Regions from separate parts of the Homo sapiens genome. Here region 2 is linked to region 1. Evidence: read pairs that join two places in POLR2A ChIA-PET (ENCODE). Cell type or tissue: PC-9. All regions are shown on one strand.

Region 1 (5,000 bases):
CCTTCTCACTCTCTGTACTTCACCACATTGGCTTTTTGAAATTCCCTATATTCTTCATTCTCCTCTGTGGGCTCCAGGCCTTTCCCCATTCTTCTGGTTAGAGAAAGATCCCCCAGGTCATTCCTTCATCCCTTTAATGCCTACTCATTTCTGCAGACCTCATTCAATTACCACCTCCTTGATAACTAGAATAGGTCAAATCCCTTATGAAATGCTCTTAAAGTTTTCTTCACATCTCTCTTCTAAGTGCTTATGAAATTAAAATTCTATATTTAATCGTGAGATGATCAGTGTTTGTTCATCTACTAGACTGTTGCTCTATGAAAGCAGGAAGTGCCTGTACATAACAGACTCTCAATAAATATTTATTAGATGGGTAAATATATAGATGACTAGCAAATTCCACAGGGACTTTCTATAGCACAGTTGAATTGGTTTATTCAACAAATAAATGGCAAGGGGGAAAAAAAGGGGGTAAACTGTAAGCAAAGGATTGGGTTCTCATTGACACCTTATCAAAATGGAAGTTCTCTGTCATCAGAAATATACTAGGGCAGCCGGGTGAGGTGGCTCACACCTGTAATCCCAGTACTTTGGGAGGCTGAGGTGGGCGGATTGCCTGAGCTTGGGAGTTCAACCACCCTGGACAATATGGTGAAATTCTGTTGTCACTAAAATACAAAAAATTAGCTGGGCATGGTGGCAGGCACCTGTAGTCCCAGCTACACGGGAGGCTGAGGCATGAGAATCACTTGAACCCAGGAGGCAGAGGTTGCAGTAAGCCAAGACCACACTGCTACACTCCAGCCTGGGCAACAGAGCGAGACCCTGTCTCCAAAAAAAAAGAAGAAAGGAAAGGAAAAAGGAAAGGAAAAAGGAAAGGAAAGGAAAGGAAGAAAGGAAGGAAGGAAGGAAGGAAGGAAAGAGAGAGAGAGAGAGACAGAAAGAAAGAAAGAAAGAAAGAAAGAAAGAAAGAAAGAAAGAAAGAAAGAAAGAAAGAGAAAGAAAGAAAGAAAGAAAGAAACAAACTAGGGCCAGGTGAGGTGGCTCATGCCTGTAATTCCACAACTTTGGGAGGCAGAGGCAGGAATATCACTTGAGTCTAGCAGTTTGAGAGCAGCCTGGGCAACCAGCAAATCCTCATCTCTACAAAAAATAAAAAATTAGCCAGGCCTGGTGGCACACACCTGTAGTCCCAGCTACTTGGAAGGCTGAGGTGGCAAGATCGCTTGGGCCTGGGAGATTGAGGCTGCAGTGAGCTGTGATCACACCACTGCACACAGCCAATCAATCAATCAACCAATAAGTAAGAAGAAATTTATCGGCTAAGACGTGGATACAATTACAATGCAACATACTTTGTTTTCATTTTTGTTGGGAATCACACAAAATAGAACTGATACTCTTCTGTGTGCATTAATACTACAATGACTGTGACTGTATGTGAATTTGCCAGTTTTTTTGCATGTGATCTACAACAAAAAAACAAATTTCAATCAACTATGTTAGGAAAAAGGCTGAATTAGGTTTATTCTCTATAAGAAATTATATTAGAAAATCTTTGTCACATGAAGAAGTGATCAAAGAGTATGAAGACAAAGCAGGAACAAAAAGTATTATAGAAGTGTATCAGGTAATTAATTAAAATGTTTTGTTTTTCTTCTGGATTTTGTGGTATTTGAGCCATTTGTTGACTTTAAAAATAGGTAAATTGTCCGAGCGTGATGGCTCACTTCTGTAATCCTAGTATTTTGAGAGGCCAAGGCGGGCAGATCACCTGAGGTTGGGAGTTTGTGACCAGCCTGGCCAACATGGTGAAACCCTGTCTCTACTAAAAATACAAAAAAATTTGCCAGATATGGTGGTGGGCACCTGTAATCCCAGCTACTTGGGAGGCTGAAGCACGAGAATCACTTGAACCCAGGAGGTGGAGGTTGCAGTGAGCCAAGACTGTGCCATTGCACTCCAGCTTGAGTGAGAGACTCTGTCTCAAAAAAAAAAAATGTAAATTGTTGGCACTCTTATTTTATATATATATATATATATATATATATATATATATATATATATATATATATATATATTTACTTACATTCCAAAAACAAAGAGAAGGATCCTACAGATTAAGAAAGAATACAATGTCTGGTCCTTGTTTGGATTCCATTTAAAATGAGCTAAGTGTAAATTTATGGGACAATCAGAAAAATTTAAACATGACTAGATATTCTATGATATTAAAAATACTGTTAATATTTTTAGATTTAATTATGGTATTGTGGCTACCCTTACATGTCAGAGAAATATATTGAAGTATTTACAGAAAAACAATAAATAATTTCCATAAAACAATCCAGTATTTTGTGTGTGTGCAAAAAAATGAGTGGGGGTAAAAATGAAATAAGATAGGCTATGTGTTGGTAACTGATGAAGTTAGGTACTGGGTACATGGGATTCATTAAACCATTACTCCAACTTTCATAAAGGTTTTCAACTTTCATAATAAAATATTAAGAAGAATATGAAATGGAAGTTTATTACAAAAAAAATTGGAGAACAGAAACTGAAAAGCCTTTAAAAACAGAAGCCTTTTCTCAGACTTTACAGCTTGCATAAATAAATTAATAGCAGAGGACACTACTGCAGAACAAATTAAACAGGCCAGATTTTTGAGTTTGGAATTTTTTCTTTGTGGCAAGCATTTGTCAATTGTTTCTATTTCTGCATTTTTAAATGAAAGTTCTGTAGCTCCTCAGGCTCACTGAGTATCACAATAGGCAAGCAGAAGATGGGGGAAAATGAGAGCCAACTGGATGAAGAAATACAAGAAAAATTCAAGGAGAATTGTTGCTGATTTTGTGAAGAAATCATTTCTTAAAAAAAAAATACAAGCAGGAAAAAGAAACAACAAACCATCTACTGTATGAGCTATATTCTCCTCCACAATAATAAAAGCCAAAATGGATTACCCAGATGGAAAAACCCACGTAATTTTGCTCCTGAAAATTATTCTGTTTTAAGCCTATCTTCTCTTACAATAAAATCCACAAAGGAGAAGAGGAGAAAAGGAGTATTAGTCTATTTTCGGTGAAATACAGAAACAATGAGTCATGAGTAATACGTGAAATAAGATACAATTCTTTTGGTACACGATCTAATGTCTGTACAGGGAATGAAACCACTGTTGGTTAAACTATAGTGAAATGCTACTCAACATAATTACTCAGGAGTTGCAAATATTTCAAAGTAAGTTTGAGTGGTGATGTTTTTGTAAAGGATTTAACAGATTTACCAGATCATCTTTCATATAGAATAAGGGGATATACATATAAACAAATATTGTTTTAGTGTTCAAATAAAGGCATAAAACACAAACCAGAAAGTGAAGCTTTAAGGATTATACAAAGGAATAGTGTTCTATTTGCCTTTTAAAGCAAAGGCTGAATATTTTGTATGTATATACACACTGAATATATTTCAGCAAGGCAGGCTCTGAGAGCAGTGGCTATCCAATGGTCTACAATGGATAAGTATTTATCTTTACCATAAATTTCCTTTTGCTCAGTTTCTGATGAAATTACAAATTTGTCAGCCTTGTTCTTGTCAGTTTTATTGGAGAACTTTTAAGACATCATTCAGAAGCTCTAGCCAGAGTGGTTAGCTCTGAGTCACTCATCTTTTTTTTTTTTTTTTTTAAAGAAAGCTCAAACAGCGCTCATTTATATTTCAATTAAGTACAATATTATTTTTAAATGAAAACGAGGCTAATAAAATTTGTCTTGTTTATTCTTTATCCCTACTCTATACTTTACTGAATCAAAAGACTCACCGAAAATGCTAAAGCTACTGAAGCAATGATAGATGATCGTTTAAAAGGAGGCAGGGAAAATCCTCAGGAACACTACAAACCTGCCCCTCCAGAACCATGTGCCTCCTGAAGAGGTACAAGTTAAACCTAGAAGGACAGCAGGAAATGCCTGTTGTCCTTCAGGACAGAATGGATGAACCTCTCAATAGTGGAAGTTTCCAGTTTTGTGTTGAACGCTTGGTATCACAATTCCTCAAAGACCACATAGGTGGCTTAAAGGAAATGCCACACAAATGTGTAAAAACACAATTAAGAGTTACCTAGGTCTGGGCACAGTGGCTAGCACCTATAATCCTAGCACTTTGGGAGGCCGAGGTGGGTGGATTGCTTGAGCTCAGGAGTTCAAGACAAACCAGGGCAACATGGCAAAACCCCGTCTCTACCAAAAATACAAAAACTTAGCCAGGCATAGTGGTGTGTATCTGTGGTCTCAGTTACCCGGGAGGCTGAGGCAAGAGGTTCGCTTGAGCCTGGGAGGTAGAGGTTGCAGTGAGCCAAGATCACACCACTGCACTCCAACCTGGGTGACAGAATGAGACCGCGTATTAAAAAAAAAAAAAAAGAAAAAAAGAGTTACCTAGTTACCTTGAACCTAGACTCATCAGGAAACAGGATGTTAGAATGAAGTAGCAATTTTAAAGAAAACAAACTGGCAAAGAATTATCAAAAATAATCTGAGAAGTCTGTGGGTCAGAGTCAGTCCAAGCCTCTCAAGCAGAAGTAGGGTTTATGTGAAGAACATGAAACTACAGTCAGAAGGGTAAAGTTCTAATGTTAGCTCCAGTACTGGCTGGCACTTACATTCACTACACTGTACCTATAAAATCAACAGAACCAATTACTAACTTTAAAAAATACTTTCAGCAAAAAAAAAAAAAAAAAAGAAAGCATTATGAGTTAATACTATCTAGGAAATTATGTAATCAATGAGAACCTCTCATCACCTCCATTTCTACAGCACTTTAACCAAATACTTACCTTAATAGGTGATAGTGTATAATAACACGAAAAGTACTATAAATTTTCTAGAGAACACTGCCCAAAGTACTATGAATATGGCCTCTACCTATCCCCACCCCCACAAATTAGTGAAAATACACTAAAATTTTTGGTTTCTCACTTCAGTGAAACTTTT
Region 2 (5,000 bases), 630 kb after region 1:
TCTTGCATTAAGATTCAAAGATGTCTCATTGCCTGCAAGTTCAAGAAGTATATTACAACCTTGTATATCTCTCAATCATTTTTTAGCTAGTAATGCTGCTATAATTCCACTTTATCTCACAGCAGGGTCCAGTAGAAAGCACATCAGTAATGAAAAACGGTAATTCAAAACCATGTGCAGTGGAACATTTGAAGGCTTATAGATCCATCTGAAGCAACAGGGGATTTCTCAGGCTGCCTAGAGAACCTGAATCAGTTATAGCTGCAGAAACTACATAATTCTGCTCATATTGTAACATGGAGGCTTACACTGGGCAGAATGGGTAATGGGTCTGCATCCCCCTAACTCCCTCAGGCAGGATTTTTTTTCCAGTTAGTATTAGTCACTGAAGAAGAAAATGTTTATATAAAAGCTTTAGTGTATAATTTAGGATTTTTCATGTTTAAGGGTAGTTGTAGGATTTGTAGTTATCTTTTGAACTGATTTAGAATGAAGATGGGATAGTTGTCTTTGGTTGTAAGGAAAATTGTAAAAAGCCCCAAGTTCTGATTGTAAAACCTACCAAGTTGGGTAGGAAAGTAAGAAAAGGAAATATTTACAAGATTCATATATTGTCCCATTTCGGTGGAGATACTAGTTTTGAACAGGTTTTTGTGTCTTATTGATTCATGCACTAGTTATTAAATGTCTACTTTATACCAGGTATATATAACATATAGGACATATTATGTGCCAACAATGGACTCTACTCTTAAGGATCCCATACTCTAGGGTGTGGGAAATAGACTTCTTCCAGAAATAGGTACCGTGTTGTGAGATAAGTGCTACTAGATAAGTGCAGTGTGTACCCAGAGGAGAAATTCTGTAGTGGTTGCAGAAGGCTTGATAAGGGAGCTGACAATTGAACAGTCTGGAAGGGACAGGAGTTTGTGCCAGGCTGGCAAATGGGGGCAGGGAGCATTCTGCGCAGAGGAAATGTCACTTGTGAGGTATTCAGGGGAGAGTGAGGAATTTGTTAAGGCTGGTACTTAGAAAGAGGTAGAGTAAGGAAGAGGTAGGAGTTAAGAGTGGAAATGACATGGCACCCAAGTTGTGAAAGCTCTTGTGTGGGTTAAGGATTTTGAATGTAATATCCTATAGAGAGTAAGAAAATAGTTAAGGCTGGGCATGGTAGCTCACACCTGTAATCTTAACACTTTGGGAGGCTGAGGTGGGAGGATCCCTTGAGTCCAGGAGTTTGAAACCAGCCTGGGCAACATAGTGAAACTCTGTGTCCACAAAAAATAAAAAAAATTAGCCAGGCATGGTGGTGTGTACCTGAGGTCCCAGCTACTTGGGAGGCTGATGTGGGAGGAGGATTGCTTGAGTCCAGAGATAGAGGTTACAGTAGCCATGATTGTGCCACTGCACTCTAGCCTGGGTGACAGAGCGAGACCCTGTCTCCAAAAGAAAGAAAGAAACAAACTAGTTAAGATTTTAAGCAAGGACTGTGATGAACTTAGCACCACAGAAAAAAAATTGAAGGCAGTGTGGAGGATGTCTTGAGAGGTAAGGAGTTGGGCACCAAGGCAGGTACCAGTTGGGAGGCTATCGATACTGTCTATTGAAAGAAGAATAGGGTTTGTGGCATATTCAGGAGGGGATATATTCCAAAGATATTTCAGAGTTCTGCTCTGAAGTGGGGATAATAATGGTATTAATGTTACAGTGTTGATATGAAGAGTAAATGAGTTAATAAGTTTAAGGTGTTTGGAGCAGAGCATGGCACATAGTGCCGAATGAATGTTATTGTTGTTATAATTGTAATTATTGCTGTACCAAGTAAGACTTGTAGTAATCCCATGGGTTACAAAATGGAGGGGAAGGAAGGAGTGGCATTAAGAAGCAGCAACAGATCTCTCTTGCGCTGTTAACCCATCAGAAACGTGAGAGGAACCAGGGTCTGTCTTTGGGAATAAATGTAAGTTGAGTAGATGCCTTGCTAACTAGTGCTTTCAAGTAACTATGGAGGAATAGTGAAGTTTTTAGAAGAGTAGGCTGAAGGATTCTTTGTGCTCATCTAAGGTAAGTGGGGTGGTGCATCCTTTAGTGAGGGGAGATGCTCTTCACTCCTCTTTAATGGGTAAAGATCTTTAGACAATGCATGAGAAGTTCTTTTCTCTGGTCAGTATAAAAGCCCATGCTTGAATGTTTGTCCACGTTTTAAGAACCTCTCCACTTTCTTGTAATTATGTATGAATAAATAGAATTTATAAGCCAGGAGAAACAAAACCCTTTTTTCTAAAGCTTATACAGCTTAACACAGTATTTCGTTAATAACACATAGTGACTTGCAAATCAAAGTCAGCTTTTCTGAACATTCTTAAAGAATAATGGAAATGACTCAGCAGAGCCTAATTTAGCTTCCAGTGCTGCTTTAAAAGGGAGAGCAAAGATGGCATTTGTCTAGTGCTGCACAGTCATGTAAAAAGGAAGAGGGGGAAGCTTGTATTTATTCCATACTACTGTGTGCCAGAGACTTCATATGTGTTTCATCTGCAGAGCAAACCTGAGACAGAAGTATTGTCTGTTTTATAGATGATGAAATTAAGCTTCATAGCAACTGAGTAACTCACCTAGGGTCATGCTGCTGATAGGTGGCAGAATTTGAACATAGGCCTGTCTGGTTGCACAGCCAAATGCTCTTTTCATCACTTTGCCTTATTTGAATAACTTCTTTAGATGAATGAACTTCATATCACCTGCCCAGAAACAGTTCTACAAGATTTGGCCATAAAAAAAGAAAGAAAATACAACGAGTATAGGGGAAGCATGCATATTTTCTCTTTTTCTTTGCATAGAATATCAGAAAGTGAATTGGTAGATCCCTCACACATAATCTATTTTGTTAGCAGATAATTATTTAGGTTTTGTGGGAACATGTAAAAAGTTTGTAGGTCCTTTGACTTACAGGTAAACCAGGCCACCTCCCTTATTTTACAGAGGAGGAAGCCGAGGCTAGAGAAGTGACATGACTTGCCTAATTACAGCTGGTTTGTGACAAAGTTAGAATTAGAACCCTAGGCTCTCTACTCCAGGTTAAAGGCACAAACGTTTGTTATACCTGGAGTTCCTAAAAGATGATATATGTGAATATGATTTGAGAATTATTTTTTGTCTCTGGCAATTGGCATGTACCACCAAGGCAGAGAGCTATAAATTATTTACATTCTGGGTGCTACACATTTGGATCAGATTCTTCACTAGCATGTAGTGGAGTGTGAGCTTACAGGTCTATGTCTGGAGAGAGGCCTCCCTTCTACTTGCTGACAGCTCTGGCAGTTGCACCTGTGTTGTATCCCATCTCATGGAAAGGATGGTTGAGCTTTAAGGAAGCAGAGAATGCTTCATGATGGACCAATCCATACTGCTGTCTACTGCCCTTTTCCCCAAGCTTGATATGTGTAGATTTTATTATGTCTTGTTAATTGTTCCTACTGATAGTATTATTAGCAGTTCTGCCCCACTCGAGCCCAGGGTGCTGGATTAAAAGTGATGCCAGTGAAGGGCCTGTGATGATGTGGTGACTGCTAGTGGTAAATCATGAGCTGCAGTTTGAATGAGAGGGCTAAGCTCCATGCACTCAGGACTGATGAGTCAGGACATGACCTTGAACTCGGTGAACTGTGACTTAGGCATGTACATAAGTTTTCTTTAGAGGAAGCTTTCGCATGCATGGATGAGGCCTTATTTAACAAGAAAGAAACTGAGGCTTAGTGATGTTGTGACTTAGTCATAAAGAAACATGTTTATTTTCATAAACAAAACTGCCCCAGGAAATTCCTGTTACTTCACTCTTTGCTTCTCCCTGCTGGGTGGAAGGTCAATACCATTAGAACTTTCAGGCGCCAGCCTGGGTGGCCAACCTAATGGAGTAAGATAGTTCCAGCTCCAAGTAATGGCAAGCTTGGAGCAGGGCCCAGTGTAATTAAACCCCTGCAGTAAAGAATTTGATGTTCGTTGGTCTTCATTCATCTCAGTGAATGGGCTTGGGGCAGGAATATGATGATATATTCCGAGCAAAGAAAAACAGTGGCTCTAGAGATTTATGCCGTTGCCTTGAAGGTTGTTTGGTTCCAAATTAAATTTAGATAATTCAGTAAGAGAAAAGTTTCTCTTGGTAGATGGCATTGTGAGGTAGGGCAGAATTTAGAGCGTTTCTCCATTCATTAAAAGACTGTCCAGTGGAGTTACTTGTAAATTATATAGTCTACAGTAGAGTTAAGGATTATTTGAACCCTTATGACTCATAATTCCAAAAAGGACTTTCGATCGTGTGACCCTTAGGTGTCCTGTCTGTACCTTGTCTTGCTCCATTGCCTTCTGTGTGTTTTGTTTCCCAGTACTTGGTGTTTTGGTGTTTTCTTGGCAAGTAAACTCAAGTTGACTAGAGTGCTAGGCTCCCAAAGGGTAAGGCAGGGAAAGCAAAGTTGTAGAACTTCCTTTTTCTAGCTGGGTATTAGAGCAAATTTATGCAAGAGAAAGTTGAAGAATAAAGAGAAAGAAAAAGGAAGAAAGAGCAATGGAATATCAAAGTGACTGAGATAGTAAGCTGGGAATTTTAAACCATTAGGCCATTTTCCCCTTATGTTTCCTAGTCATTTCCAGGTCTAGAAAGGTACTTGTGTGCACTTTCAGGCCTTTAGAATTGAGTCTGGCTCTACTAGTTAAGTCTTGATTTGGCATGCTAGTGACAGGGCATTTCTTTCCCTCATTTTTCTCTCTCTAGTCACTATATTTTATATATAAAAAAATATAAGAAATATATATATAATATAAAAATATTGTATATAACATATATAAAAATATAAAATATAATATATAATATAAAATATATAATATATAATATAAAAATATAATATATAATATATATAATATAAAAATATAATATATAATATATATAATATAAAAATATTATATATAATATAAAAATATAAAATATATATTATATATAATATAAA

What was found. Peaks named below come from ENCODE experiments on the same cell type or tissue, not always from the same donor. Only the 100,000 strongest peaks of a DNase experiment are listed, where the experiment ranks them.
Region 2: POLR2A ChIA-PET joins it to region 1 with 9 read pairs; 1 of 35 experiments calls an interaction of 5 or more read pairs at or near these places.

What each region holds. Positions count from the first base shown.
Region 1 is chr10:72,801,102-72,806,101 of GRCh38, reverse strand. The region is part of intron 1 of MCU (mitochondrial calcium uniporter); the gene reads right to left. Among named protein-coding and RNA genes, the nearest start is that of MIR4676, 83 kb to the right of the region's middle. In PC-9, no CTCF peak of the experiment used is centred here; no DNase peak of the experiment used is centred here; H3K27ac peaks cover 1,987 bases.
Region 2 is chr10:72,172,804-72,177,803 of GRCh38, reverse strand. All of the region lies in intron 5 of ASCC1 (activating signal cointegrator 1 complex subunit 1), which reads left to right. Among named protein-coding and RNA genes, the nearest start is that of ANAPC16, 41 kb to the left of the region's middle. In PC-9, no CTCF peak of the experiment used is centred here; DNase peaks (open chromatin) are centred at 2,363 and 3,765; H3K27ac peaks cover 3,635 bases.